Regions from separate parts of the Homo sapiens genome. Here region 1 is linked to region 2. Evidence: read pairs that join two places in POLR2A ChIA-PET (ENCODE). Cell type or tissue: B cell. All regions are shown on one strand. Links, peaks and the distances in the headings refer to the core of each region. The heading gives the core; the rest is flanking DNA.

Region 1 (16,150 bases), core at 6,635-10,634, 140 kb before region 2:
GTGCCCACAAAACGAGCATGGGTGACAGCATCTGCCATGTTCTCCATGCCCTCTGCTGTGCCCTCATGGGTGGGATCTGCTCCAGCGAAAAAGGAAAGATTAAGTGATGTGGAGAGGAGAGAGATAAAAGGTAAGGCAGCCTGTCTAGCTTTGAGAGACAGTTTTTCCTCTTCAGTTCCCTAACCCGTGGCTCCTTGAGCTACCTGAGAATTTTTGCCCACAACTGATTTTTTTTTTTTTTTTTTGAGACAGAGTCTCACTTTGTGGCCCAGGCTGGAGTGCAATGACGTGATCTCAGCTTACTGCAACCTCCGCCTCTTGGGTTCAAGCGATTTTCCTGCCTTAGCCTCCCGAGTAGCTGGCATTACAGGCGCCCACCACCATGCCCAGCTAATTTTTTTTGTACTTTTAGTAGAGATGGGGTTTTGCCATGTTGGCTAGGCTGGTCTTGAACTCCTGACCTCAGGTGATCCACCTGCCTCGGCCTCCCAAAGTGCTGGGATTACAGATGTGAGCCACTGCACCCGGCCCCATAACTGGTTTTAATGAGCTCCTCAACACAAAATCCACTGGGTAAAACTGTGGTTCTCAATTGCTGGACCCATACCACAAAGTTTTGATTTTGTATGCCCAGAGTGGGGCCTGAGAATTTGTGTTTCTAACAAGACCCCAGTTGAAGTTAAACACCACCGAGCAGGGGACCATACTCTGGGAATCACTAGTATAAATCTACTAATTTCATAGACGAGGGGCCTGGAAACAAGAGTTTTTGACTCAGAACAAGAACCAGGTAGGGCCAAAGCTTGTGGCCTTTTCTCCTTTCATCTTTCAACACAGCTTCTCTCTCTGGTTGCTTTTGGAGTTTTGTGTTCAGGCGCAACTGAATTAGGGGAGCAGGAGGAGGAAATGAACACTCACTGCCGCCAATACTCATATCTGAGTGCCACATTACAGCAGATTGAAGACTTTTTTTTTTTTTTTGGAGATGGAGTTTCGCTCTTGTTGGCAGGCTGGAGTGCTATGGTGAGATCCTGGCTCACTGCAACCTCCGTCTCCTAGGTTCAAGCGATTCTCCTGCCTGAGGCTTCCCGAGTAGCTGGGATTACAGGCATGCGCCGCCACGCCTGGCTAATTTTGTATTTTTAGTAGAGACAGGGTTTCTCCATGTTGGTCAGGCTGGTCTCGAACTCCCGACCTCAGGTATCTGCCAGCCTCGGCCTCCCAAAGTGCTGGGATTACAGGTGTGAGCTACCATGCCTGGCCCAAAGACCTCTTCTTTAGTTTCATTCTTATTTAAAATAATATGACGACGAGCAAGAATCCTGTTTCCAGCTTAACAGGCATTAGGAGAGAAAAAAGATAAACTAAACAGGACTGGAGGCTGACTAGCTGGGGGGTAGGCAGGAGGGAGAATTTCAGCTGTACAGAATAAGAGGGGAGAAGCTAGAGGTCAGACAACCGGCACCACGCTGGAAATGAACACAAATGCTATTAAGCAGGGAACTCAGCTCCCATTCATGTATTAAATAGCCACGAGAAATAGCCAAATAAGTTGTCACCATCAAGGGTCTTGCCTAGCTCCTGCCCTAGGTCTGCTCTGAAGGATCCTTTCCAGAGCTGTTTAGTTCTAAAGGGGGAGCCTAAGTAGGGGGAAAGGGCAGGCATATGAAAAAGCTTTGTGAGTGACAGAGAAAGTTGCTCCAGAGGTGGCATGGTGTAATGCAGGAACACCCCCTAATTTTAGTCACAGGAATTATAAGATTGTTGTTATTTTTTCTCTCTCTTTCTTTTGAATTGAGACAGAGTCTCACTCTGTCATCCAGGCCAGATGGAGTCCAGTGGCATGATCTCGGATCACTGCAACCTCTGCCTCCTGGGTTCAAGCAATTCTCCTGCCTCAGCCTCCTGAGTAGCTGGGATTACAGGTGCCTGCCACCACACCCAGCAATTTTTGTATTTTTAGTAGAGATGGGGTTTCACCATGTTGGCCAGGCTGGTCACAAACTCCTGACCTCAGGTGATTCACCCACCTTGGCCTCCCAAAGTACTGGGATTACAGGCTTGGGCCACTGTGCCCAGCCCATTTTCTCTTTCTTGGTACCTGAAATCAGAGAGTTCCTGAGCCTAAAGCTCAGGGGATGGCTGAGAACCTAAACTTTTTTTTTTCTTTTTTTGTTTTTAAATAGACAGGGTCTTGCTCTATCGCCCAGGCTGGGGTGCAGTGGTGCAATCATGGCTCACTGCTGCCTCGACCTCTGGGGCTCAAGTGATCCTCCTACCTAAGCCTCCTTAGTAGCTAGGACTACAGATGTGTGCTAACATGCCAGGAGAATTTTTGTATTTTTTATAGACATGGGGTTTCCCCATATTGTCCAGGCTGGTCTTGAACTCCTGGGCTCAAGTGATCTGCCTGCCTGGACCCCCAAAGTGCTGGGATTACAGGTGTGAGCCACTGTGCCTGGCCCCCAAACATTTCTCTTGCAATGATAAGCCAGAAGTCTTTTACTAATTGTGAATGTTTCCTCTTTTTCTTCTGTCCTCATTAGCCTCCGACACCACATCAAGACTTTCTTTGTCCTATTTACAGTGTCCTTCTACTCAGCACTGGGAGTAGTTACTTTAGAGGTCATGCAGAAGGAAGCCAGTTTCATGACATATAATAAAATGGGGTGACCCAGCTCCTCCTATCACACCACCTCTCCACGTTTCTCCCGATCAGCACAAAAAAATCCCATACTCTCAGGGCCTCTATCTCATAGCCCTGCCTGACAGTCCCTACCCAGGCCACCAGGGCCCACATAGGAAACCCAGGTCCTTCTCAGTGTTGTGTAGCATTTCAGAGATAAGTGAATAGTAGCCTTGTTCCCATCTCACAAGGCTCCTGGGGATCCATTTCTTCCTCTCTTTCAGTAATCTCTCTTGTTAAGGTGTCTTTTAAATTATTACTTTGAATCAGACACTCCTTCCATCCCCCAACCAGAATAGATTCAGAGAGACTCCATTAATGGGGTTTAAGCTCTACTGATCTCTTTGTAGTTCTTGTCCCCTGAGGTTGAATGAAGTAGCAAAGTTAATTTTCTAAACAGGCAGTTATGGGCTGGGCACGGTGGCTCATGCCTGTAATCCCAGCATTTTGGGAGGCTGAGGTGGGCAGATTGCCGGAGCTCAGGAGTTCGAGACCAGCCTGGCCAATACAGCGAGACCCCATCTCTACTAAAAATACAAAAATTAGCCGGGCGTGGTGGTGCATGCCTGTGGTCCCAGCTACTTGGGAGGCTGAGGCATGAGAATTGCTTGAACTCAGGAAATGGAGGTTGCAGTGAGCCAAGATCACACCAGTGCACTCCAACCTGGGCAACAGAGCGAACTGTCTCAATAAAAACCAATAAAAAATAAAAATAAAAAGGCAGACTAGAGTGACAGGTCTTTGACAAGAACCATAGGCAAGGCTTGCTAGCAACCCATGAAATCCATGGCACAAAAATTCTGGTCTGGCAGCTGTATGGGGCCAAACAAAAGGCTAGTCCTTGGAGGATCTAAAATAATCCCTGAAACCTTGGATCATAGGAGCAAGAGACAGGAGTTTTCTTCTAGAAGAGCAGCCTAAACCCTTCTTTAAAATGTCCTCCTCTTCTGGCTACTCTGGAACCAACTTCAGGGAAATCTGCCAATCCCATCTCCTTTGCTTTCTTGGCTTTCATACACTCCTTCCTGCTCCTTTTCTCATGCCCACTGCAATAACCACCTCCAGCATTCTCCTTTCCCACCACAGGAAACTCCAATGACCAGGTGGCCTGAGGTCTCCAATGACCAGCCTGTCTGCCAAGTCCAGGAAGAGGAAAGAGTAACACCAACAAGACAGCAGAGGGAAAAGGCACAGCAGCGGCAGCCACTGGAGGCTGTGAAGAAAGATGACCTGCAGGTGGTGCTCAGGGCAAGGCTGGAAGTGGCTGGGCCTGATTTTGTTTAGGAAAAGTATGAAGCTGGGACTAGGGTGTCGGAGAGGCTGATGCACCTGTTCAGAAGCTAGTTGGTACCCAGGATTCCTGCTCAGGATCCTGAATGCATCAGCTAAGCAAATCCAACATTTCTAGAATAAAGGGTTTTCTTGCTCTGAACTGAAGACTATTTTCTTTTCTGGCTAGCTAAAGCCTGAGCCTTATCTTTTCTTGTCTCCCTGCTTAAGAAACAAAGACAGCTGCCTGTTTTCTATATTCTTCATCCTTGTACATGGGCTGCCAATCAGGGAAAATGAATTCCCAAATTGAGTGTCAAGACCAACTAAAAAAGAAATCCAAAGAAAGACACCATGAAGAAATTTAGAGATAAACTACAGATTAAGGGAAATATTTGGCCTAGATTAGGAGCAAATAATTGTAATGCTATGAAAGGCAATGGGTTAATATTCCTACCATACAAAGAACTCCTACAAATTGACATGAAAAACAAACCCAACTCAATTAAAAAAAGAAGTGAAGGACAGGAAATTCAAATGTTCAGCCTCCAGGAAATAAAAGCAACAAAAGGCTGAGTGCAATGGCTCACATCCGTAATCCTAGCACTTTGGGAGGCCAAGGTGGTGGATTTCTTGAGCTCAGGAGTTCAAGACCAGCCTGGGCAACATGGAGAAACTCCACTTCTACTAAAAGTACAAAAACTAGCTGGGTGTGGTGGCGTGTGCCTATAGTCCCAGCTACTTGGGAGGCGGAGGTGGGAGGATCACCTGAGCCCGAAGGTCAAGGCTGCAGTGAGCCGTGATTGTGCCACTGCACTCCAGTCTGGGTGACAGAGCAAGACCCTGTCTCAAAAAATAAAAACAAAATATCATTTTTTACTTACCAAGTTGGCACAAATAAAACTGATAATATTCAGTGCTGATGACAGGGTAAGGAAGTAGAAATTCTCAATCACTGCTGGTGGAAGTATAAATGATGTAACCTTTTGGGGAAGCAACCTGGTAATAGCTATAAAAATGCAATATGCACGTGGTCTTTAATCCAGAAATTCCAAGTTCAGAAATCTTTCATACAAGAGTAAAATTAGCAATAAGGGGCCGGGCATGGTGGCTCATGCCTATAATCCCAGCACTTTGGGAAGCCGAGGCGGGTGGATCACAAGGTCAGGAGTTTGAGACCAGCCTGGCCAATATGGTGAAACCCTGTCTCTACTAAAAATACAAAAATTAGCCGGGCGTGGTGGCACAAAATGGTGAAACCCCGTCTCTACTAAAAATAAAAATTAAAAAAATTATTAATAAGGACATGTGATCAAGGATGCTTATATTAGCATTATTTATGACTTCAATAGGAAACAATCTTAAATATTAAGAATGAGCACATGAATTGTGTTATATCTATATTACACTATGGAAATTATAGAGCTAGTAAAAAAAATCATACAAGGGGCTGAGGGGAGAGAGAAATGGGGAGTTATTGGTTAATGTTAACTCCCCATTATGTTAAGTTTCTATTTGGGGTAATAAAAATGTTTGGGAAATAGATGGTGGTGACGGCTGCACAACATTGTGAGTGTAATTAATGCCAATGAATTGTAAACTGAAACTGATGGAAATAGCAAGTTTTATATATATTTTCTACAATATAAAAGAATAAATCAGATGAATAGTTATATCATGTACATTTAAGTTAATACTATCTGCTTTTTTTTTTTTTTTTTTTTTTTTTTGAGACGGAGTCTTGCTCTGTCACCCAGGCTGGAGTGCAATGGTGTGATCTTGGCTCACTGTAACTTCCGCCTCCCGGGTTCAAGTGATTCTCCTGCCTCAGCCTCCTGAGTAGCTGGGATTACAGGCACGTACCACCCTGCCTGGCTAATTTTTGTATTTTTAGTAGAGATGGGGTTTCACCATGTTAGGCTGGTCTCAAACTCCTGACCTCATGATCCGTCCGCCTCGGCCTCAAAAAGTGCTGGGATTACAGGCATGAGCCACTGTGCCTGGTCAAGTTAATACCATTAAATGAAAAAAGAAAATATGTAGCACATAATCCTATTTTTATTTCATTTTATTCTATTCTTTTTTTTTTTTTTTTGAGACAGAGTCTCGCTCTGTTGCTCAGGTTAGAGTACAGTGGCGCGATCTCTGCTCTCTGCAAACTCCGCCTCCCGGGTTCAAGCGATTCACCTGCCTCAGCCTCCCCAGTAGCTGGGGTTACAGAAGCCCGCCACCACGCCTGGCTAATATTTGTATTTTTAGTAGATACGGGGTTTCACCATGTTGGCCAGGCTGGTCTCAAACTCCTGACCTCGTGATCCACCCGCCTTGGCCACCCAAAGTGCTAGGCTTACAGGCGTGAGCCACCGCACCCGGCCTTATTTCATTTTAAAAAGGAATGGTACTTCATTTATAAAGACATAGAAAAACATAAAGATTCAAACTAGGCTGTTCACACTATTTGCCTAAAGAAGGAGGAGGAACATTGAGAAAGTACAGGAAGGACAATTAACTTTTCTTTTGAACATCTCTATTGTCTGTCTTCTTATAATGTGCATGCATTATGTTTGAAAAAATAACTTTAAAAATAAACCTAACCAGGCCAGGCACAGTGGCTCACACCTGTAATCCCAGCACTTTGGGAGGCCAAGGCGGGCAGATCATGAGGTCAGGAGATCGAAACCATCCTGGCTAACATGGTGAAACCCCGTCTTTACTAAAAATACAAAAAATTAGCTGGGCGTGGTGGTGGGCGCCTGTAGTCCCAGCTCCTCGGGAGGCTGAGGCAGGAGACTGGCATGAACCCGGGAGGTGGAGCTTGCAGTGAGCCGAGATCACACCACTGCACTCCAGCCTGGGCGACAGAGTGAGACTCCATCTCTAACTAAACAAACAAACAAACAAACAAACAAACCTAACCAAACTTCCAAGAGTAAGGTACCATACCCTTAACTCTTTCCAAAGCATAGAGAAGCCAGAGTGCCAAGGAAAACTTCTTCTCTTGCCCTTCCCACCCTGTACAACGTGAGTCAGCTAGCATGATGAATAACCAACAACAATCCTATTTCTCTTCTACAAGAAAAGAGGTGACTGGAAAAAATTTCCCACTATCACCAGCTCATTGCCTAAGGCCTGGGCACCCCAGGAAAGGTGGGAAATGAAGTGCTGTGGTCATGCAACAAAGCCTGAGCTCTTACCTATGAGTGCATAGGACAGGAACTTGTTGACAGAGGTGAGTGCCAGTCCAGTGATAGGGCCAGTGGTATCTTCAGAGCGAATCACTTCCAGAAAAGGTCGAAGGAATACATTGGGCTCAATTTCTGAGAGTTCTGCAAGAAAATACACAGAAATGAAGAGGTATCATCTAAGAGAAAACTAAACCCTGGAAAAAGTTTCTTGTTTGTGCCATGAGGCTAGAGGTCTTTGTTGTTGGGTCAATCTTCTTCCCTCTGGATTACCTTGAATCAAATCCCAGACACTGTATCATTTTATCTGTAAAATTTTCAGCATGTAGATCTAAAAGATTAGGAATCTTAAAAAAAGAACAAAAACACAATATTATCTTTTTTTTTTTTTTTTTGTCAGACAGAGTCCTGCTTTGGAGTGCAGTGGCATGATCTCAGCTCACTGCAAACCTCCACCTCCAGGGCTCAAGCCCCTCAGCCTCCTCAGTAGCTGGGACTATAGGCGTCTGTCACCATGCCCGGCTAATTTTGTATTTTTAGTAGAGATGGGGTTACACCATGTTGCCCAGGTTGGTCTCGAACTCCTGAGCTCAAGCAATTGTCCCTGCCTTGCCCTCCCAAAGAGCTAGGATTACAGGCGCGAGCCACCGTGCCTGGCCCACAATATTATGCTTAAAGAGTTAACAAACAGTTAAAATGGTAAATTTTGCATTATATGTATTTTATCACAATTTTTAAAAATTAACAATAATTTTTCAATATCATCAAATATTGTGAGTCAATTTTCCATGCCCATTTCACCACCCTCCCCTGTGATATAAATAGGTAACGTCATCTTGGGTAGAGCCAATGCGACCCTTAGGTCCCAAGGTGGGCTCCTGTCTTTATGTCCTTTGCTGTTATGGTCAGGGTCACTTCTCTTAGAGAAAGAGTGCAGCATATTCCAGGAGGGTGAGAGGAAACTCTGAGGTTTATAATCCCTTGCTGAGAAAAAAGTTTAACAAGAACAAAAGGCTGAGCAGTCTCTTAGTCATGGAGGCAGTCTGTAATCTTGGAAGTTCGTAACCACTGTCCGGCCTGTTTCCTGCCTAGAGTTAGCAGAGAACTAACTGCTCTGAGATGAAGGGGCAATTGATAATCTTTATTTTACAGATGAGAAAAGGCTCAGATAAGATACATGATTAGTCCCAAATCACACAACTAATATGCAGAGCTGGGATTTGAACCCAGCCTATGTGGTTTTAAAACTTGTAAAACCCCTTCATCTATTCTACCTAAATAGATGAAATTTTACTCCTGAATTTAGAAGATTCCATTCTAGGTCAAAGAATACTACACTGTACTTACTCCCTACCTTACTCTGACCAGAATTTAAATTTGTTTTTCTAGATTGTGCTGTGCTTTCATCTTTCAGAGACCAGCTCCCTAAAAGGCTTCCTAAAGAGACCAAAAGTGTTTAGGGATGTGATCTAGGCTGCCCCACCTTTAGAGACAAAAGGAAGCAGGGTTTCCTAAGCACCTTCATTTTCATGCAAATATAGGGAGCTGCCTACTCAGTTCCTACCACCCCCACTCCTCCCTGGGTAAACATTCCCTGGGCCCGGCTGCTCCTCAGATTAACGCTTTAATTAATTGGCAGATTGGGTAGCATTTTCCAAGCTTGTCTGTACAGTGATCACATCAGCTGTAAAAAAAACCTGCTTCTCTTCCCCTACTACCCCCACCTAGAGATGTAAAATTTACAGAAAAAACCTAGAGAAGAACGTGTGTGTGTGTCTGTGTGTGAGTGTGTGTGTGTGTGTGTGCGTGTGTGTGAAAAACTGAAATACATAACGTACTTTTAAAAAGCACATAAAAGGGCCGGGCACGGTGGCTCATGCCTGTAATCCTAGCACTTTGGGAGGCCGAGGCGGGCGCATCACGAGGTCAGGAGATCGAGACCATCCTGGCTAACATGGTGAAACCTGGTCTCTACTAAAAATACAAAAAAATTAGCTGGGTGTGGTGGTGGGCACCTGTAGTCCCAGCTACTCGGGAGGCTGAGGCAGGAGAATGGTGTGAACCCAGGAGGCAGAGCTTTCAGTGAGCTGAGGTCACGCCACTGCACTCCAGCCTGGGTGACAGAACAAGACTCCGACTCAAAAAAAAAAAAAAAAGTACATAAAAAAATGTAAAGTCATCTAGTCTTGCTGCTTTAGGAGCATGAATTATGTACAATTTGGTTTGTTATCTTAAAAGTGGTCATGAGGTATATTTGACATATAAAAGTCTAGAGGAAAAAAATCTTTGAGAATCGGGACAGGTACAGATTTTCTGTGATTTCATTTAGTTGCTACAACTATATACTTGCTTCATGTCTTCCTTCACGGTAAAAGAGTAGGGCAGTTTTATATATGGGGTCCACACTTCTAGGGTGATGTGCATTCAGCCTCTTTTTGCTAATTTGGTAAAATTAATTCTTTTCTTTAAATGAATGATTTATACAGCATGTAATTTTACAGCCAATTTTCAGACTGGCTTCCTTCATTCAACATGATGACTGAAATTTTTCCAAGCTATTGCATATATCAATAGCTTGTTTCTTTTTACTGCTGAGTAGTATTCATTGCCTGTATGTATCAGTTTCTTTATCCATTCACTGGTTGAAGGACATGTGGGATCTCCAGTTTGGGGCAATTATGAATGGAGCTGCTATAAACATTTGTGTATCAGTGTTTGTGTGAACACAGGTTTCCACTTCTTTAGGGTAAGTACCCAGGGGTAGGATTCCTGGGTCAAAAGGTAAAGGTGTGGTTAGCTTTACTGTCAAACTCTTTTCCAATGTCATTTTATCACTTTGTATTCCCACTAGCAATAAGAATTCTAGTTTCTCCACATCCTCTTCAGTACTTTGTATTTCAGTGTTTTTACTTAAGCGATTCAAGTATGTATGTAATAGTAGCTCCATGTGGTTTAAATTTGCATTTCTCTAATGACTAATTATGTTGAACATCTTTTCATGTGCTTATTTGCCGTCTGTATATCCTTTTGGGTGACATGTCTGCTCAAGTCTTTTATCCATTATTAAACTAAATTGTTTTCTTACTATTGAGTTTGGAGACTTCTTTATTCTGAATTCAAGTCCTTCAGTAGTGATACAGTTATTTCTAAGTATTTTCTCCCAGTCTTAAGCTTATTTTTTCATTCCCTTAACATCTTTCATAGAACAGACACTTTTACTCTTGATGAAGTCCAACTTATTAATATTTTATGGATTGTGTTTTGGTTTAATGTCTAAATTGACTCTGCCTAATTCCAAGTCACAAAGATTTCCACCCTCCCATTTTCTCCTAAAATGTTTACAGATTTATGTTTTTCACCTATGATCTATTTTCAGTTAATTTTTGCATAAGGTGTGAGGTTTAGATTGAGGCTCATTTTTCCTTTGCCTAAGAATTTCCTACTGTTTCCAACATATCTCATTAAGTTGTCTTTGCACCTTTGTCAAAAATAAATTGACCAGGTTGGGCACTGGTCCCAGCACTTTGGAAGACTGAGGTGGGTGGATCCCTTGAGTCTAGGAGTTCGAGACCAGCCTGGGCAACATAGTGAGATCATCTCTACAGAAAATAATTAAAAAAACGGCCAGGCGTGGTGGCTCACGCCTGTAATCCCAGCACTTTGGGAGGCCGAGGCAGGCGGATCACAAGGTCAGGAGATCGAGACCATCCTGGCTAACACGGTGAAACCCCGTCTCTACTAAAAATACAAAAAATTAGCCAGGCGTGGTGGCGGGAGCCTGTAGTCCCAGCTACTCAGGAAGGCTGAGGCAGGAGAATGGCGTGAACCTGGGAGGCAGAGCTTGCAGTGAGCGGAGATCGTGCCACTGCACTCCAGCCTGGGCAACACAGCGAGACTCTGTCTCAAAAAAAAAAAAAAAAAAAAAAAGGCATGGACCAGGAGCAGTGGCTCATGCCTCATGCCTATAATCCCAGCACTTTGGGAGGCTGAGGTGGGTGGATCACCTGAGGTCAGGAGTTCAAGACCAGCCTGGCAAACATGGTGAAACCCCATCTCTACCAAAAAATACAAAAATTAGTGGGGCATGGTGGCGCGCACCTGTAGTCCCAGCTACTGGGGAGGCTGAGGTGAAAGAATATCTTGAACCCAGGAGGTAGAGGCTGCAGTGAGCTGAGATCGTGCCACTGCACTCCAGCCTGGGTGACAAAGTGAGATCCTGTCTCAAAAAAAAAAAAAAAAAATTAACCAGGTATGATGGCATGTGCCTGTAGTCCCAGCGACTCAGGAGGCTGAGGTGAGAGGATTGCTTGAGCCTGGGAGGCTGAGGCTGCAGTGAACTGTGATCATACCACTGCACTCCAGCCTGGGGTGACAGAGTAAGACCCTGTTCCAAAAAATAAAAATTAAATTGGCCATATTTTTGTGAGTCTCTTCTGGGTTCTGTTCTGTTTCATTGATCTATGTGTCTAAGTCTGACAACACGACACTGTGTTAATTATTATAAATATATACTAAGTCTTTTTTTTTTTGAGACGGAGTCTTGCTCTGTTACCCAGGCTAGAGTGCAGTGGCTCGATCTTGGCTCACTGCAACCTTGCCTCCTGGGTTCAAGCGATTCTCCTGCCTCAGCCTCCTGAGTAGCTGGGACTACAGGAACGTGCCACCACGCCCAGTTAATTTTTTTGTACTTTTAGTAGAGACGGGGTTTCACCATGTTGGCCAGGATGGTCTCGATCTCTTGACCCTGTGATCTGTCCGCCTCAGCCTCCCAAAGTGCTGGCATTACAGGCATAAGCCACTGTGCCCTGCCGATATATACTAAGTCTTTTTTTGAGACAGAGTCTCGCTCTGTCACCCAGGCTGGAGTGCAGTGGCATGATCTCGGCTCACTGCAACCTCTACCTCCCGGGTTCAAGTGATTCTCATGCCTCAGCCTCCTGAGTAGTTGGGATTACAGGCACACACCACCTCGTCTGGCTAATTTTTGTATTTTTAGTATAGACGAGATTTTGCCATGTTGGCCAGGCTGGTCTTGAACTCCTGACCTCAGGTGATCCACCCGTCTCGGCCTTCCAAAGTGCTGGGATTATAGGCGTGAGCCACCATGCCCGGCTTATACTAAGTCTTAATAACAGTGGTGTGATTCCTCCAACTTCATTTTTTTTTCCAATATCATTCAGTGTTCCAATTCCTTTGCCTTTCCATTTCAATTTAAGACAAACTTGCCTTGTTGGAAGTTTGAAAGGAATTGCATTGAGTCTATAGATCAATTTGGGGAGACATGATATCTTTGCTATGTTGTGCCTACCAATTCATGAACTTGGTATGTCTCTCCATTATTCAGATCTTCTTGGTTTCTCTCATCACTGTACTGATGAGCGCCACCACGCCCAGCTAATTTTGTATTTTTAGTAGAGACGGGGTATCTCCATGTTTGTCAGGCTGGTCTCAAACTCCCAACCTCAGGTAATCCGCCTGCCTTGGCCTACCAAAGTGCTGGGATTACAGGTGTAAGCCACCGCACCCAGCCGAGGCTCTGTGTGTAACCCTCACACAGCATACAATTCAGTCAATGGACTAGTCTCACTCCTATCAATAGCCAGATATATGATACCCAAGACCTTCATCTGTCAAATTAGATAGTTGAAATCGGCTGGGCGCAGTGGCTCACACCTCTAATCCCAGCACTTTGGGAGGCCGAGGTGAGTGGATCACTTGAGGTCACGAGTTTCAGATCAGCCTGGCCAACATAGTGAAACCATGTCTCTAATAAAAATACAAAAAAAATTAGCCTGGTGTGGTGGCACGTGCCTGTAATCTCAGCTACTTTGGAGGCTGAGGCATGAGAATTGCTTCAACCTGGGAGGCAGAGGCTACAGTGAGCCGAGACTGCACCACTGCACTCCAGCCTGGGTGACAGAAGGAGACTCTGTCTCAAAAAAAAAAAAAAAAAAAAAGAAGAAGGTTGTTGGAATCTATGACTGCTAAGATATGTTCATTCCAGTACTTTCATTTGGTAAGTCAGTGCTTTATAGAAACCTACTGATGAAAAACTAGAAGGGTTAAACTTTTTAATGAGCCCACCAGGAACCTTCATTATCATGTCACTTCCCTACCTCTTCCAAAAAAGAGAATCATGATATATAAAGTTAACTTTCCTTAAAGAGTTTTGTCTAGGGAGAACAAGAGTTTTGCTCTCTAGGTTCAACTGTTGATTGCCAGGAGCATAAGAGAAGCTCTAACAGGAGCAACTCTGCAACAAGTGGGGTTGGGGGCAAGTTGAACTCCTAGTGGGGCATCACTAGTAAGGATATTTCTTTCTTTCTTTCTTTCTTTTTGAGACAGAGTCTTGCTCTGTCACCCAGGCTGGAGTGCAGTGGTGTGATCTCGGTTCACTGCAACCTCTGCCTCCTGGGTTCAAGCGATTCTCCTGCCTCAGCCTCCCAGGTAGCTGGGATTACAGGCATGTACCACCAGGCCCAGCTAATTTTTATATTTTTAGTAGAGATGGGGTTTCTTCATGTTGGCCAGGCTGGTCTCAAACTGCACTCCTGACCTCAGGTGGTCCACCTGTCTCAGCCTCCCAAAGTGCTGTGATTACAGGCGTGAGTCTCCACGTCCAGCCTTTAGTAAGGATATTTCTAATTTAAGGGGTAACTTTTTGTAAACATGTAATTTAAAAACAAACAAATTTGAATTTATAATCCTGGTGAGATGTTCAGATGGTTATCTAGAATAGTGCTTGTCAAATTATCTGTGATGAAGAGCAGTTTTTTCTTCTTTATGTCAATCCACTGCAGACCCATAGTTTTTTTTTTTTTTTTTGAGGCGGAGTCTCGCTCTGTCGCCCAGGCTGGAGTGCAGTGGCGAGATCTTGGCTCACTGCAAGCTCCCCCACGCACCATTCTTCCACCTCAGCCCCCCGAGTACCTGGGACTACAGGCGCCCACCACCATGCCCGGCTAACTTTTTGTATTTTTAGTAGAGATGGGGTTTCGCCGCGTTAGCCAGGATGGTCTCGACCTCCTGACCTCGTGATCCGCCCACCTCGGCCTCCCAAAGTGCTGGGATTACAGACGTGAGCCACCTCGCCCAGCCCGTGCAGACCCATAGTTTTATAAAATACAGTTAATTACTAGAAAAATTTTAAAAACATAAAGTCCAATTTTTTTATTACTAGAATCAACATACATGTAACTACTGTCACATTGTTATAAAATTTTTAAAATACTTTCAACTTCTGTATATATCTCTTTGTGTATAAGCAGCAGTTTGTAGGCTGCATCAGTTTTCTAGGGAACTGTTACTCAGAGATTAAACCATACCCTACAAAAATAAGTCATAATTTTTGACTGTTCAGGAAAATCCTCCAAATCCTAGGATATTACAGCTAAAATAGGGCCTGAAAATAATTTATAATGAGGTAACTGAGATTTAGGGAAGTTAAGTAATTTGTACAAGGCCAGTTAGTATTGGAACCAGGACTAGAAGCTAAGGGCTCTAGGTAGAATCATGGGCTTTCGTGGACGATTCAAATCCCAGTTCTGCAACTTAATAGCTATGTGACTTTAATTACTTAAGTGTTCTGGGTCTCTAATTTTATTACTTGTAAATGGGTATTAGATAATTTAAATAAATTACATTTAAAATAAATAATAATAGCAACTAACATTCACTGAGCGTATACTATGTGCCAGGCATGGTATTAAGCAATTTACACACTATCTCATTTGATGCATGTAAAACACTTGGTACAATGCATGGAATAAAGTGTATAATAAAGATAACTAAGATATTGTTCTAGTTTTTAGCTCTAGAGTCACAGCAGTCCAGTGTTCTCTATATTGTATACCAGTTCATTTCTTTCTTTTTTTTTTTTCTTTTTTTTTTTTTTTGAGACAAAGTCTCGCTCTGTCACCAGGCTAGAGTGCAGTGGAGTGATCTTGGCTCACTGCAACCTCCACCTCCCCGGTTCAAGTAATTCTCCTGGCTCAGCCTCCCGAGTAGCTGGGACTACAGGCACATGCCACCACACCCAGCTAATTTTTGTATTTTCTAGTAGAGATGGGATTTCACCATGTTGGCCAAGATGGTTTTGATCTCCTGACCTTGTGATCTGCCTGCCTCGGCCTCCCAAAGTGCTGGGATTACAGGCATGAGCCACTGCACCTGGCCACCAGTTCATTTCTTAAGATTTAAGTAAATATATATATAAAAATTCTACCTTTGACTCCTAAACCATAAAACAAACACAAGTTAAGGATAAATACTGAGATAACGGGTGGTTGATATTTACGGTACAATTTGGGATAGCACTTTTAATTTCTGAGGGCTTCAGCTTTCTCCAAGGTATCAGAGAAAGAACAGGCTTCCTTTTAATAAAATGAATTATTAAAGTACTCATTAACATTTATTACCTGCGCCATGCCAAGTGCTATGCACTTTACATACCTTCACTCTTCATAATTAACCCCATTTTGAAGATAAAAATGAGGCTTGGAAAGGATAACGAGATGTCCCCACCAGCTAAGATCATAGCACTAGCTAGTAGTGGAAACAGGAATCAAATCCAGGTCCATCCAACTCCAAAAGCTCTGCTCGTAGCCATCCGACTTTACTGCTTCCTACAAGGCTAGAACAGAAAGGTTTCTGGTGTCCTATCTCACGGTTCAGCCTGGCTGGGAACTGAGATTCAATTGTCTGGATCTTCTCCAGAAGAGTGAAAACTGCCTGAGTCCTTCAGGAGAAAAGTGCCATGATTCTGCTCATAGTAAGCAGGCTGAATAATTTCACAACCAAGGAGACATCTGACACCCCAGCCAAGCAGCCAAAATTCCCGCCCTGGAAGACTGTCAACCTCAAGGCACAAACAGTCCAGTAAACACAGAGTGCAGATTAGGTAGAGAGGTGCTCTGAAGGTGACTGGTCCATGTTCTAAGATGAGCCAGTCATCTGGGGGAAAAAGGGCACAAGGAGGGGAAATCTAACCCCCCATTGGAGAAAACACTTCGGA
Region 2 (16,150 bases), core at 3,932-7,931:
TTACTATTTTATTATTATTATTATTATTTTCTGACACAGATTTTCGCTCTTGTCACCCAGGCTGGAGTACAGTGGCATGATCTTGGCTCACTGCAACTTCTGCCTCCCGGGTTCAAGCGACCCTTCTGCCCCAGCCTCCCAAGTAGCTGGGATTACAGGTGCCGGCCACCAGGCCTGGCTAATTTTTTTTGTATTTTCAGTAGAGACGGAGTTTCATCATGTTGGCCAGCTGGTCTCAAACTCCTGACTTCAGATGATCCACCCACCTCGGCCTCCCAAAGTGCAGGGATTACAGGCTTGGGCCACCGCGCCCGGCCAAGCCATTACTATTAATACAATACAGAGACAGAGCTTTGTGGAGAAGGCTGCCTGACAGGAGCTGTGACCTTTGGTCAAGGGATACAGCAGCCCACAGCAACCTGAAGATTGGGAGCCAGGGGACTACCCTGCTGTCACTTTCCTCTCACTCTTGGATCACTTGCCAGTGCTCCACATTGGTCAAATTCAACCAGAAGCCAGAGGGCCTAAGAATCTGCTAATCAGTCAACACAGGTCAGCATCCTGGAGCACAAAGCAAGGAAGAGGGCAGTGTGCACCTGGAAGGACAAACAGAAGATGATCTTTAGCCTGGATTACTTCAGTAACCTTAACCTAGAGTCTAGTTTCTTTTTTTTTTTTTTTGAAACGGAGTCTCGCTCTGTCGCCCAGGCTGGAGTGCAGTGGTGCAATCTCGGCTCAGTGCAAGCTCCACCTCCCGGGTTAACGCCATTCTCCTGCCTCAGCCTCCCGAGTAGCTGGGACTACAGGCGCCCGCCACCACGCCTGGCTAATTTTTTGTATTTTTAGTAGAGACGGGGTTTCACCGTGTTAGCCAGGATGGTCTCAATCTCCTGAACTCGTGATCCACCTGCCTTGGCCTCCCAAAGTGCTGGGATTACAGGTGTGAGCCACTGTGCCCGGCTAGTCTTGTTTCTTTACAGCTGCCAAAGTGTCTTTGTTTTGTGTGATGAAAATGTATAACATAAAATTTGCCATTTTAACCATTCTTTTTTTTTTTTTTTTTTTTTTGAGACGGAGCCTAGCACTGTCGCCCAGGCTGGAGTGCAGCGGCACGATCTCGGCGCAATGCAACCTCTGCCTCCCAGGTTCACGCCATTCTCCTGCCTCAGCCTCTCTAGTAGCTGGGACTACAGGCACCCACCACCACGCCTGGCTAACTTTTTTTGTATTTTTAGTAGAGACGGTGTTTCACCATGTTAGCCAGGATGGTCTCGATCTCCTGACCTCGTAATCCACTTGCCTCGGCCTCCCAAAGTGCTGGGACTACAAGCATGAGCCACCATGCCTGGCCCCTTTTAACCATTCTTTTTTTTGTTGTTTTTTTAAATTATATTTTAAGTTTTAGGGTACATGTGCACATTAACCATTCTTAAGTGGCATTAATTACATTCATAATGTACAACCATCACTACTGACTAGTTCCAAAACTTTTTCATCACTCCAAACAGAAATTCTGTACTTGTGAGGCAACAGCTAACCATTGCACCTTCCCTCTGGCTCCTGGTAAGCTCTCATCCACTTTCTGTCTGTATTAATTTGCCTATTCTAGGCATTTCTTTTTTTTTTTTTTTTTTTTTTGAGACGGAGTTTCACTCTTGTTGCCCAGGCTAGAGTGCAATCGCGTGATCTCAGCTCAGTGCAGCCTCCACCTCTGGGTTCAAGTGATTCTCCTGCCTCAGGCTTCCCAAGTAGCTGGGATTACAGGCGCCTGCCACCACACCTGGCTAATTTTTGTATTTTTAGTAGAAACGGGGTTTCACCATGTTGGCCAGGCTGATCTCGAACTCCTGACCTCAGGTGATCCACCCGGCTTGGCCTCCCAAAGTGCTGGGATTACAGGCATGAGCCACCACGCCTGGCCTTTTTTTCTTTTTTTTTTTTGAGACAAGGTCTCACTCTTGTCACCCTGGCTGTAGTGCAGTGGCACACCTCACTGCAGCCTCAACCAGCCAGGCTCAAGCGATCCTCCCACCTCAGCCTCTTGAGTATCTGGGATTACAGGTGTGGACCACCACTAATTTTATTTTATTTTTATTTTTATTTTTTTAGATAGAGTTTCACTCTTGTTGCCCAGGGTGGAGTCAACGGCACGATCTTAGCTCACTGTAACCTCCACCTCCTGGGTTCAAGTGATTCTCCTGCCTCAGCCTCCTGAGTAGCTGAGATTACAGGCATGCACCACCATGCCCAGCTAATTTTTATATTTTTAGTAGAGACAGGGTTTCACCATGTTGATCAGGCTGTTATCAAACTCCTGAGTTCAGGTGATCTGCCTGCCTTGGCCTCCCAAAGTGCTGGGATTACAGATGTAAGCCACTGCATCTGGCCTAAGGTTTGTTAATTTTGTTGAACATTTTTTTTTTTTTTTGAGACAGAGTCCCTCTCTGTCGCCAGGCTGGAGTGCAGTGGCACTATCTTGGCTCACTGCAACCTCCACCTCCCGGGTTCAAGTGATTCTCCTGCCTCACCCTCCCAAGTAGCTGGGACTACAGGCACACACCACCATGCCCAGCTAATTTTTGTATTTTTAGTGGAGATGGGGTTTCACCATATTGGCTAGGATGGTCTCAATCTCTTGACCTCGTGATCCGCCCACCTCAGCCTCCCAAAGTGCTGGGATTACAGGCGTGAGCCATCGAGCCCAGCCTTTTGTTGATCTTTTCAAACAAACAACTTTTGGTTTTTATTGATTCTCTCTATTGTTTTCTCTATTTCTTATTTCATTTATCTCTGCTCTAGTCTTCATTTCTTTCTTTCTGCTACCATTTGTTTTTCTTTTTCTACTTCCTTAGATTGTAAAGTGTGGTTGTAGATTCAACATCTTTCTCCCTTTTTCTTTTTTTTTAAATTTTTTATTGATATATAATATTTGTACATTTTTATGGGGTGCATGTGGTATTTTGTTATATGCATAGCATATGTAATGATCAAGTCAGGGCATTTAGGGTATATGCCATTGTGAAAAAACATTTAAATGGTTCATTTTCAGGGCATGATAAATCTATGTACTAGCAGCCACCCTGCAGATGTGACAAACTGAATGGCTCATGCACCTAGAAAATCATCATAAGAGAACAAGATGTAGAAGAAGGGTCAGCCCATAAAAGGTGAGAAAGTTTCATTATTGGGAAGTTGAAACATAGGCAGGGAAGGGGACCAGAGTATAACCTTATAAGGGGATAATGAAACTTAGGTGACGTCTGGGAAGATTGTAACCCTGTAGTACTCAACCAGTAAGGAACTGGGGGAAAGACTTGCATGCTAGGAGATAAATTACCTGCTGTAACTGCCCCAGGTGTGCCTGCCTACCAGACATCTGATCTTGCAAGATTGCCATTAAAAGTCTTGCTTCTGCTGCACTTCCTGTCTCTGAGTCCATTATTTGATTTTGGACAGGTGAGCGTTTCTCACAAACTTGGGGGCTCATCCAGGATCTCTGTGCCTGCATGGAATGGGACTCCAGCCAAGAGGGGAGACACATCTCACCCAATTTTAGGTGGCCCGCTCTGTGCAGGTGTCCCAGCTCCCCACATAGGCCATAGACAAACCTGAGATTGTTATTCAGCAGGCAGCAGAGGTGACATAGGGAGAAAAGCAGACACTATGGCAACCAGGCAACCTTGTGCATGAGCCAAGGTAGGAAAACCAGACTGTAAGTACCACCTTGGTGGTTGGGCATTTTTGGAGGTTGAGTGTGTGTGACTGAGACATACCCTAGATACGAAGCAAGCACGGAGTCCCAATCCACAGTTCCGTTCTCCTGCGAGGGAATCGGCAGGAAACAGATGAAGCGATTCTCAGGGTGTGCAAGAAACCTCCAGTAGGAGGGTTGAGTACATAGGGAAAGGCCCAGACACAGAGACTGGCCAAAAATGGGAAACAGAAATTCTAGGCCTAGGGACAAAGGAAAGAGGGAGCCAAAGAGACTCCCTCTGACATTCCCCCAGATAGTCCTTTGGGGTGAATGAATGTTGCAGGTTTGGAGGGACAACCCTGCAGCCAGGGACAAGGAAAAGCAAAAGTTGATAAAGTATTGCTGTTTTACCTGACCCAAAGACCCCATTCATAAGCCTTCAGTCTTTTGGCCTAAGGTTGGCTCAGATGAGGATTGGGTGTGCCAAGCTTTAATTCTCTATGTGAATGATAAAACCCCATCTGCACAGGAGAAGATAGGTTATGCTGTCTGTGGGATCAAGGAATTAGCCCCCATGTTCCCCCCTCAAAGAAGAAGAAAAAGAGCCTAGTAAAAAGCCCTTGCCCAGTGAAAAGCCCTGGGACCCCCTATCATGGGAGCCCCCTCCATATGTCTCACAAAATAGGGGACAGGGAGATCAAGGGGCAGCAGGAGAGTTAGAGAAAGAAAGACCTGGAGACCATGGGGGAGCTGAACCAACTGCTCCTTTAGACCCTTATCCAAATTTAAGAAAAGAATTAGAATAATGTAAAAGAGATATTGAGAACTTCCCTATCCCCTCCAAACAGCAAACATCTAGCATGTTCCCTCTTAGGGAAGTTCCCACAGGACAGAAAGAGATTGGCTTTGTAAACGCTCCTCTTACAAGTACTGAAGTTAGGAATTTCAAGAAGGTAATGAAACCACTCCTAGAGGATCCCCTTCATTTAGCAGACAAGTTGTACCAATTCCTAGGACCAGCTTTTATACCTGGACTGAAATAATGCCTATCATGAATATCTTATTCACAGGAGAAGAAAGAGGAATGATTAGGAGGGTGGCAATGACCATCTGGAAGAGGCAACATCCTCCGAGGAAAGGAGTCTTGCCAGCCAAACAAAAAATTTCCAAATGTCAATCCCGAATGGGATAATAATGATCCCAGGGACCAGGCCCAAATGCAGGACCTCAGGGAACTAATAATTAAAGGGATCAAATAATTGACTTCTAGGACACAAAATGTCTCAAATGTCTCAAAGATTCAACAAGAAAAAGAGGAAACTCCCTCTGCATTCCTGCAGAGGCTCAGAGATCAGATGAGAAAATACTCTGGATTAGATCTGGAGGCCCCAGTAGGGCAAGGCCTTTTGAATGTTAACTTTGTAACTAAGAGCTAGCCTGACATTACAAAAAAATTACAGAAGATTGATGGTTGGAATGAAAAATCAATTGAGGAATTACTGAGGGAAGCTCAAAAAGATCTTTGTGAGAAGAGAAGAGGAGAAACAGAAACAAAAAGCGAAAATAATGGTTTCCACTGCAGAGGAGGTAGTCAGGAAGAAGTTAGATCAAGACCCCTCTCAGAGGAGACAAGAAAATACTAGGTTTCAGCAAAAAGACAGAAGAGAAATACAAGGAAAAACTCCTAAGACTGTAAGTGGATGTTACAAGTGTGGAAAACCAGGACATTTTAAAAGAGAATGTCCAGAATGGAAAAAGGAAGAGAAGTAATCCACTGTATGACTTTTGATGAAGATTAGGGAGTCAGGGGTTCCTTGTAAGTAGGTCCCACCAGGAACTCTTGATAAATTTGAGGGTGGGACCCGATGGGGAAGAAGTAACATTTTTGCTTGATACTGGGCTGTCTCTCTCCTTCCTAATTAATCAACCAAGGGGTACAGGACTCGAAGGAAAAATTGACAGTATCAGGGGTAAAAGGGGAGGGATTTCAGGTTCTGATATTCAAGAAAATGGTAATTAGATTAGGACCAGAACAAATAGAGGGGTCACTCTTATATGTTCCTGAAGCAGGCAACTAACCTCCTGAGTTGAGACCTGATTGTGAGATTGGGTTTAGGATTAGGAATAGAGGAAGGACAAATAAAAGTAATGATGGGCCTCCTAACAGAGGAGCAGGAAAGAAAAGATGTCCCCTAGACTTTAGGAGTAGGGATCTCTTTGCCTTTGAATGGGAAAATCCCATAACTGGCAGAAAACAACAGTACTGCTGGACTGTGCTGCCACAAGGCTTCACAGATGCCTCAAACTTATTTGGTCAAATCTTAGAAAAAGTCCTGAAGGAATTCCAACCTTCCAGGGGAAACCAGTTATTACAATATGTAGATGATCTTTTAATTTCTAGGGAGAGGAAGACCAAAGTATCAGAAACCACCATAAGCTTGCTTAATTCCCTAGGAGAAAGGGGGTTGCAAATCTCTAAGAACAAATTGCAGTTTGTAGAAAAATAAGTTAAATATTTAGGATACCTGATTAATGAAGGGAGGTGGAGAATAAACCCAGAAAGAATACCAGGAATAGTGGGCTTCTGCCTAAGACAAAGAAAGAACTCTGAAAATTTTTAGGTTTAACTGGCTACTGGAGGTTATGGATTGACTCATGTGCTCAAAAGACAAAGATCCTGTATCTCAAGTCACAAGAAGAGGAACCTGATCCTTTGCAGTAGTCCCCAGAGGAAATTCAGGCAGTGAAAGTGAGAGGTGACAGCGTGCTGGCAGCCCTCGCAGCCCTCGCTGGCTCTCAGCACCTCCTCGGCCTCACTGGCCGTGCTTGAGGAGCCCTTCAGCCTGCAGCTGCACTATGGGAGCCCCTCTCTGGGCTGGCCGAGGCCGAAGCCAGCTCCCTCTGCTTGCAGGGAGGTGTGGAGGGAGAGGCATGGGCGGGAACCGGGGCTGCATGTGGCACTCACGGGCCAGGGCGAGTTCCAGGTGGGCACAGGCTTGGCAGGCCCCGCACTCCGAGCGGCCGGCCAGCGCCGCCGGCCCCAGGCAGTGAGGGGCTTAGCACCTGGGCCAGCAGCTGCAGAGGGGGCGCCGGGTCCCCCAGCACTGCTAGCCCGCCTGTGCCATGCTCAAATTCTCTCTGGGCCTCAGCCGCCTCCCCGCAAGGCAGGGCTCAGGAATGGCAGCCCGTCATGCCCGAGCCCCCACCCTGCAGTAGTCTCCCGCATGGCCTGAGCCTCCCCGACAGGTGCCACCCCCTGCTCCACAGTGCCTGGTCCCATCGACCGCCCAAGGGCTGAGGAATGCAGGCGTACACCCGCTGCCCCGGCGAGGGATCCACTAGGCAAAGCCAGCTGGGCTCCTGAGTCGGGTGGGGACTTGGAGAACTTTTATGTCTAGCAGGAGGATTGTATATGCACCAATCAGCACTCTGTGTCTGGCTCAGAGTTCGTGGATGCACCAATTAGCACTCTGTATCTAGCTAATCTGGTGGGGACTTGGAGAACTTTTACATCTAGCTAAAGGATTGTAAACGCACGAATCAGCACTCTGTGTCTAGCTAAAGGTTTGTAAATGCACCAATCAGTGCTCTGTACCTACCTAATCTGGTGGGGACTTGGAGAACTTTTATGTCTAGCTAGAGGATTGTAAATGCGCCAATCAGTACCCTGTGTCTAGCTAATCTGGTGGGGACTTGGAGAATCTTTATGTCTAGCTAAGGGATTGTAAATACACCAATCAGGACTCTGTGCCTAGCTCAAGGTTTGTAAACACACCAATCAGCACCCTGTGTCTAGCTAATCTGGTGGGGACTTGGAGAATCTTTATGTCTAGCTAAGGGATTGTAAATACACCAATAGCACTCTGTGTCTAGCTCAAGGTTTGTAAACACACCAGTCAGCACCCTGTGTCTAGCTCAAGGTTTGTAAATGCACCAACCAGTGCTCTGTGGGGACTTGGAGAACTTTTGTGTCTAGCTCAGGGATTGTAAACACACCAATCAGCACCCTGTCAAAATGCACCAATCAGCAGGATGTAGGTGGGGCCAGATAAGGAAATAAAAGCAGGCTGCCCCAGCCAGCAGTGGCAACCTGCTCGGGTCTCCTTTCACACTGTGGAGGCTTTGTTCTTTTGCTCTTTGCAATAAATCTTGCTGCTGCTCACTCTTTGGGTCCGCACTGCCTTTGTGAACTGTAACACTCACTGTGAAGGTCTGCAGCTTCACTCCTGAGCCAGCGAGACCACGAACCCACCAGAAGGAAGAAACTCCAAACACATCCAAACATCAGAATGAACAAACTCCAGACACTCTGGCTTTAAGAACTATAACACTCACCGCAAGGGTCTGCGGCTTCATTCTTGAAGTCAGTGAAATCAAGAACCCACCAATTCCAGACACAAAAGAGCTAAAGCAGGCCCTCCTTACAGCCCCGGTCCTGGCCCTCCCATCTTTAGAGAAACCATTCCATCTATTTGTAACAGTAGACCAGGGTGTGGCTCTTGGGGTGCTCACTCAAACCTGGGGAGGGAAGAGGCAACCTGTTGCTTTTGTCTCCAAGCTTCTCAATCCTGTCTCTTGAGGATAGCCCAAATGTGTGCAAGTAGTAGCTGCCACAGCCCTGCTGGCAGATGAGAGTCAAAAGTTAACCTTTGCTGGGGCCTAACAGTGAGCACCCCACATCGGGTCAGGAATATATTAAATCAAAAAGCCAAGAGATGGTTAATGGATTCTTGGATTCTAAAATATGAAGCCATGTTACTAGAAAAAGATGATTTGGTCATAACAACAGATACTTGCCTGAATCCAGCCAGTTTCTTATGGAAAGGAGAGAAGAACAAAGAGGCATCAGTCCATAACTGCCTTAGATATCATAGAATACCAAATCAAAGTTAGCCCAGACCTTAGAGAAGCTCCCCTACATGGTAGGATAAGCCTGTTTGTGGATGTGTCATCCAGAGTGATAGATGCCAAGAAACATAACAGTCATGCTGTCATTAATAAAAATAAACACTCCTTATGTGAGGAAGGTAGATTACCTAATGGCTGGTCAGCCCAAACTTGTGAATTATATGCTCTTAACCAGGCCATAAAGCTCCTTGAAGGCCAAGAAGGCACTATATATACTGATTCTAAATATGCCTATGGGGTGGTACACAGTTTTGGAAAAATCTGGACAGAGCAGGGCCTAATAAATAGCAAGGGAAAAGAATTGGTACTTGGGGAACTGGTCAGACAGGTTTTAGAAACCTCCTTCTTCCAGCAGAAGTAACCATAGTTCATATAAATGGTCATCAGACAGGCTGGGCGTGGTGGCTCACACCTGTAATCCCAGTACTTTGGGAGGCCGAGGTGGGTGGATCACCTGAGGTCAGGAGTTCGAGACCAGCCTGGCCAACATGGCAAAACTCTGTCTCTACTAAAAATACAAAAATTAGCCAGGCTTGGTGGCAGGTGTCTGTAATCCCAGCTACTCAGGAGACTGAGGCAGGAGAATCACTTGAACCTGGGAGGTGGAGGTTGCAGTGAGCTGAGATCACGCCATTGCACTTCAGCCTGGGAGACAAGAGAGAGACTCCATCTCAAAAATAAATAAATAAATAAATAAATAAATAAAAATAAAAGTAAATGGTCATCAGAAAGGAAACACTATAGAAGCTGCAGAAAACAGGCTTGCAGATGAAACTGCTAAGCAAGCCTCCCTGGAGAAAGAAATTAGACTATTTAGCCTGATCCCAGACATCCCTAAGGTAGTATGAAGACCCCAGCTTACCAGAGAGAAGAAAGAAGAATTAGACAGGATAGAGGGTCACTCGAACTAAAGATGGGAAATGGGTACTTCCTGATGGGAGAGAAATGATAAGTAAACCCCTGATGACAGAACTAATGTCTATATTACGCAAAGGGAGTCATTGGGAACCCCAGGCTCTGTGTGATGGAATACCTAGGAATAACTGGATCCACACCCTCACTAAACAAATATGTGGAAGTTGTGTAACTTGTCAAAGGACAAACAAAAAGGTAATTAGAAAACAGGCCACAGGAGGAAGACCTCCCAGACTGAGACCATTCCAGAGCATTCAAGTAGATTTCACAGAAATGCCTGAAGTAGGAAAACTAAAGTATTTGCTGGTGATAGCAGATTACCTTTCCAGCAGGGTGGAAGCCTTTCCCCTTCCAACAGCTACTGCCACGAATGTGATCAAAATAATCTTAGAGCAGATTATACCCCGATTTGGCTTGGTAGAAAATACTGATTCAGACAATGGGAGCCATTTTACCTCAAGGGTATTAAGGGGAATTACGGAAGGTTTACAAATTACATGGGATTATCACACCCTTTGGCATCCCCCTTCCTCTGGAAACGTAGAAAGAATGAATCAAACTCTCAAAAAGCATATTACCAAACTAATCTTAAAAACTAAAATTCGGCTGGGCACGGTGGTTCATGCCTGTAATCCCAGCACTTTGGGAAGCCGAGGCAGGTGGATCACAAGGTCAGGAAATTGAGACCATCCTGGCTAACACGGTGAAACCCTATCTCTACTAAAAAATACAAAAAATTAGCCACGCGTGGTGGCGGGCGCCTGTAGTCCCAGCTACTTGGGAGACTGAGGCAGGAGTATGGCGTGAACCCAGGAGGCGGAGCTTGCAGTGAGCCGAGATAGCGCCAATGCACTCCAGCCTTGGCGACAGAGTGAGACTCCATCTCAAAAACAAAAAAAAAAAACTAAACTAAACTAAAATTCCTTGGACCAAATGTCTTCCAGTAGCACTCCTTAGGGTAAGGACAGCCCCCAAAAACAGACTTGGGACTGTCCCCATATGAGTTATTATACAGACTCCAATATTTGGGCAGGGCTACAGATCTTCCTACTATGAAAACCAAGGACCAATTCTTAAGAAATTATATACTGGCCATATACTCCACCTTGTCATCCCTTAGGTTAAAAGGACTTCTAACTCAAACCCTGCCTCTTGAGTTCACAGTTCACCACTTCCAATCCAATGACTTGGTGCTGATTAAGACTTGGAAAGAAGATATGCTCCAACCCAGCTGGGAAGTTCCCTATCAAGTGCTCCTGACCACCAAGACAGCTGTATGAAAAGCTGAACGGGGGTGGACTCACTATACATGAGTCAAGAGACTGGTAAAAGAAACCCCAGAAGGGAGGAAGAAAGACCAGTGGAAAGTGTATCAGTTACCCGAGAAATCTTTAAAGTTGAGTCTGAAAAAAAACTTAACAAAGAAGACCATGGGAAGGCCCTACTTTTGGAAATTAATGTGGTTGGGATGGCTTACTATACAAAGGGTGGAAGGTCAAAATGGAAATTGGCAGGAGACCCCTTCCTACCCGATCAAATTGGTGATTAATGTGACTAGAACAATAGCACCCCAAACTATAGTTTGATGCCTGCCAAATTTTATCCTGTAGAAGTTTAGAAAACCAGAGGCAGCTTTCACAGGCAGATAAGTATATCTCTGCCCTGAACCAGACAAAGGCTACCGTAGGGCAAGTCCCTGACCTAGCTGGGATGATGTTTGCTGGACCACCAAATACCAGGGTTGGACTGTCAATATGGGGTGGGTAACCCCATCTTGGAGGGCCCTAAATAATAAAATACAACTGTCCAAGGGCTCCCCACCAAATAATTGTCAGAATCTACAATGTAATGCTATACTCATCTTTATTGACAACCCAGTCATTTTAAACCAAAAGCCAGAGGTAGCATCTTGAGTATATGAGTTAGGGGCAGATATTATTGGGAGGGATCCTTTAGGTAGATTTATCCTCAAGTTAGTCGAGAACTCAACCTCTCATTTGCCTGGGACCACTCCAACTCCAGACCCCAACAAACACTCTAGTTCACCCAACAATAATCCTAAAAGAATAGAAATAATTGAAGGATTTAAGGCAAACCTTAGAAATTGGGACGGGGGCCATGTGCGGTGGCTCACACCTGTAATCCCAGCACTTTGGGAGGCTAAGGCGGGTGGATCACCTGAGGCCCGGAGTTTGAGACCAGCCTGGCCAACATGGCGAAAACCCGTCCCTATTAAAAATACAAAAATTAGCCTGGCATGGTGGCATGTGCCTGTAATCCCAGCTACTAGTGGGGCTGAGGCAGGAGAATAGCTTGAACCTGGGAGGCGGAGGTTGCAGTGAGCCGTGATTGTGCCACTGCACTCCAGCCTGGGCAACAGAGTGAGACTCTATCTCAAAAAAAAGAAAGGAAAGAAGGAAAGAAAAGAAAGAAAAAGGAAGGACAGAAGGAAGGAAGGAAGGAAGGAAAGAAGGGGGAAAAAGGCAAAAGAAATTGAGACAGGGTAAGCAGATGTGAATGCCTGGGTCAAATAGGTCAAATTTTTGGTACAAGCCCTCAACAAGAGTAACTGCTACATGTGTGCTGCAGGATGACCACAAGCACAGGTGGTTCCGTTTCCCCTAGGACGGGATACCAATCCTGAAGGAATGCATTGCATGTTGGCTCTATACCAGGACAAGAATGCATGGGGAGATGAGACTTGTAAGAGTCTGTCATTACTCTTTCCTGCATTGCAGAGGTCGGATCCCACAGCAATCCCCTCATTCTCTATAGGGAGTATGAACCACTCCTCTTGTCTCTCCAGGCAGGAGGCTGAGTTCAATAAGTCCATGGGAGAACTCTTGACTTGTACCCACATCCTAAACGTCACTGGTGAGTCAGGCAATGGCAATTACTCAGTTCTCCATATACCCTGGGCTGATGTCTGGTGGTACTGTGGGAAGAGGAACCTCCATAACCTGTTACGGTCCAATTGGACCGGTACTTGTGCTTTAGTCCAACTGGCTGTTCCCTTTACCCTGGCATTCCATAAGATACCTGAAAATTCACATGGCCACCAAAACCGGAGACATTTAACAAATTCCTTTAATCCCAATATCTACATTGACACAGTGAGTCCCCAGGGGGGTGCCTAATTAATTCAAGGCCCAAAACCAAATAGCTGTGGGGTTTGAGTCAGCACTCTTCTGCTGGTCAACTATTAACAAAAAAGTAGATTGGATTAATTACATCTATTATAATCAACAGACATTCATTATACTCAAGATGCCCTCAAGGGGGTGGCTAGCCAGTTAGATGCCACCAGCCTAGGAAAACAGGTTTGCATTAGATATGATATTAGCAGAAAAAGGAGGTGTATGTGTTATGCTAGGTGGAAAATGTTGTACTTTCATTCCCAATAATACTGCCCCAGATAGAACTATCACAAAGGCATTACAAGGGCTAACAACCCTAGCCAACAAACTGGCAGAAAATGCTGGGATTGATGACCCATTTATAGACTGGCTAGAAAGATGGTTTAAAAAATGGAAAGGTGGGCCAGGCCCGGTGGCTCACACGTGTAATCCCAGCACTTTGGGAGGCCGAGGCGGGTGGATCACGAGGTCAGGCGATCAAGACCATCCTGCCTAACATGGTGAAACCCCGTCTCTACTAAAAATACAAAAAAATTAGCAGGGCGTGGTGGCAGGTGCCTGTAGTCCCAGCTACTCGGGAGGCTGAGGAGAGGAGGAGCTACTCAGGAAGAGAATGGCTTGAACCCGGGAGGCAGAGCTTGCAGTGAGCCGAGATCGCGTCACTGCACTTCAGCCTGGGCGACTGAATGAGACTCTGTCTCAAAAAAAAAAAAAAAAAAAAATGGAAAGGTGGCTGGGCATGGTGGCTCACGCCTATAATCCCAGCACTTTGGGAGGCCGAGTGGGGCGGATCATAAGTTCAGAAGTTTGAGACCAGCCTGGCCAATATGATGAAACTCTGTCTCTATTAAAAATACAAAAATTAGCCAGGCATGGTGGTGTGTGCCTGTAGACCCAGGTACTTGGAAGGCTGAGGCAGGAGAATCGCTTGAACCTGGGAGGCAGAGATTGCAATGAGCTGAGTTTGCACCACTGCACTCCAGCCTGGGCTACAGTGAAACTTCATCTCAAAAAAAAAAAAAAAAAAAAAAAAAGGAAAGGCATGGTACATGGTAGCTTCAATCCTTACATCTCTCATAATTGTAGCAGAAGTCTTAGCAGTGGGATGTTGTATTATCCTTTGTGTGAGGGGACTAGCACAGAGATTAACTGAAACATCTATTTTTTCTTTTCTTTTTTTTTTTGGAGTCTCCTTCTATCGCCCAGGCTGGAGTGCAGTAGCACGATCTCAGCTCACTGCAACCTCTGCCTCTCGGGTTCAAGCAATTCTCCTGCCTCAGCCTCTGGAGTAGCTACGATTACAGGTGTGCACCACCATGCCAGGCTGATTTTTGTATTTTTAGTAGAGATGGGGTGCTGTTATGTTGGCCTGACCTCAAGTGATCCGCCTGCCTCAGCCTCCCAAAGTGCTGGGATTACAGGCATGAGCCACCGCGCCCGGCCTGAAACAGCTATTAATAAACAAATGCCCATGATTTACCAGAAAAATAACCTACTACTATTAGAAACCAAATTAAACTCACTCTCCTATGAGGAAGAAAGTAAATGACTTCTAGAGCAATTTCAGGACCAAAAGGGTTTAGATAAAAATGAGACTGAGGAAAGTAAATAGAAAAGAGGAGGGAATTTGTGAGAGAATATTTTAAATGGTCTATTTTCAAGGCATGATAAATCTGTGTACTGGCAGCCAGCCTGCAGATGTGACAAACCGAACAACTCATGCACCTAGAAAGTCACGATAAGAGAACAGAATGTAGAGGAGGGGTCAGCCCATAAAAGGGAAGAAAGTTTCATTATTGGGAAATTGAAACTTAAGTGAGGAAGGGGACTGGGGTATAACCTTATAAGGGGATAATGAAACTTAGGCGATGTCCGGGAAGATTGTAACCCCATAGTACTAGACCAACGAGGAGCTGGGGGAGGGCCTTGCGTGCTAGGAGATAAATTACCTGTTGTAACTGCCCCGGGTATGCCTGCCTACCGGACACCTGATCTTGCAAGACCGCCATTAAGTCTCGCTTCTGCTGCATTTCGTGTCTCTGAGTCCATTCTTTGATTTTGGACAGGTGAGGGTTTCTCATAATCACTTCAAGTATTTATCATTTCTATGTGTTAGGAACCTTTAAAGTCCTCTCTTCTAGCTATTTTGAAATAGACAATATATTGTTGCAAATTATAGTCACCCTACTCTGCTGTGGAATATTGGAACTTATTCCTTCTATTTAACTGTATGTTTGTGTCCATTAACCCATCTCCCTCAGGCTCTAGGGACTTTGTGTTTTGGCTCTGTTTGCCCCAGGGGCAGCTTCCCTGGTGTGCTATACTACCTGTTCCCTAGGGTACAAGATACTGTGTGCTAGAGCAACCACATCAGAGGGAACCTCTACTGGGTCCAACCACGTCTGCTGCTTCAGCCCTCCAGGTGGACACAGGTGGATGTCAGTGAGGCTCCAGAGATGTGGAGATGCAAGGGCTGTTGGGCCCCAGGACAGAATGCAGTCTGATAGGTGCTTAGCTCTAAAAATGATCCCATGCTGCAGCTGCTTAGGGGTCATGGAGGAGGGGTGTGGGACCCAGTGTGAGCTCCCTCTCTAGAGCACTGACGTCACACAGTCTCCAGGCAGCTCCTACACTATTCTCAGGGCCTGCAAGGATCACGAGGTTCTCCCATGTCTCGGGTTTCAGGTGGGAATGTGGATCACTAGGGATCTCTCATTTACACTTTCCCACACTGGGGAAACTCCTTGGCCTCCCAGCCAATCCTGGCCTGCAGAGCTGGCTGTCTCGCTTCCCTCTCCTCCTGTGCCTCAGGTGTTTCCTGTCACTTCCCTGTTGAGTTCCAGTGGTCTCCCTTAGATGCTTGATTCAAAGTATTATTATCTATTCGCTATTTTGGTTCTTCTTTGTGGAGGAGGCAAGTGCAAGATGCCTCCAGTCAGCCATCTTCTTTTTGTGTTACCAAAACACGAGGGGTTCAGTCCAGGTCCTGCTGCTCGCCACACTGAAAGCCAATGACTGAGACGACAAGTATTGCCAAGGAAGAAGGCTTTAATCGGGTGCTGCAGCCCAGGATATGGGAGCTCAGCCTCAAATCCATCTCCCTGACTGACTAAAACAAAGGGTTTATATAGCAGGGAAGAAATGTAACAATGTGTAGGCAAACAGGAACTAGAGAAGGGTAAGAAAGCAATCGCGATGAATGAGGGGTCCAAAGTCTATCCAAATGTAATGATCTGATGAGTTTCAGTTTTCTTTTTTTTTTTAAAAGGCCTAAGGGTCCTTTCCTGAGGAAGGAACTCAAGTAGAACAAATATAAGGTTCAAGCTTTAAGATCAGAAAGGTCAATTTCTATGTTTATCCAAAAGAACAGTCTATGGGACTATTGGGTTGGTTTCAGTGCCCCCTTTCTATTGATCAATTCCTCAATCATGAGGAATCTGGTTGTCTATCTTTCTGGCTGCTTCATAATGAGGAGGGGTGTCATAGGCAGCTCCAT

Evidence for each region. Peaks named below come from ENCODE experiments on the same cell type or tissue, not always from the same donor. Only the 100,000 strongest peaks of a DNase experiment are listed, where the experiment ranks them.
Region 1: POLR2A ChIA-PET joins it to region 2 with 7 read pairs; 2 of 35 experiments call an interaction of 5 or more read pairs at or near these places.

Annotation. Positions count from the first base shown.
Region 1 is chr10:102,335,182-102,351,331 of GRCh38, reverse strand. GBF1 (golgi brefeldin A resistant guanine nucleotide exchange factor 1) reads right to left here. Exons shown (of 40, transcript NM_001377137.1): 4 at 7,150-7,281; 5 at 1-76. LOC107984263 (a long non-coding RNA gene) reads left to right here and starts at 16. Exons shown (of 2, transcript XR_001747574.3): 1 at 16-130; 2 at 3,773-4,118. In B cell, for the core only: no CTCF peak of the experiment used is centred there; no DNase peak of the experiment used is centred there.
Region 2 is chr10:102,191,719-102,207,868 of GRCh38, reverse strand. No RefSeq gene overlaps it. Among named protein-coding and RNA genes, the nearest start is that of ELOVL3, 27 kb to the left of the region's middle. In B cell, for the core only: no CTCF peak of the experiment used is centred there; a DNase peak (open chromatin) is centred at 6,428; H3K27me3 peaks cover 226 bases.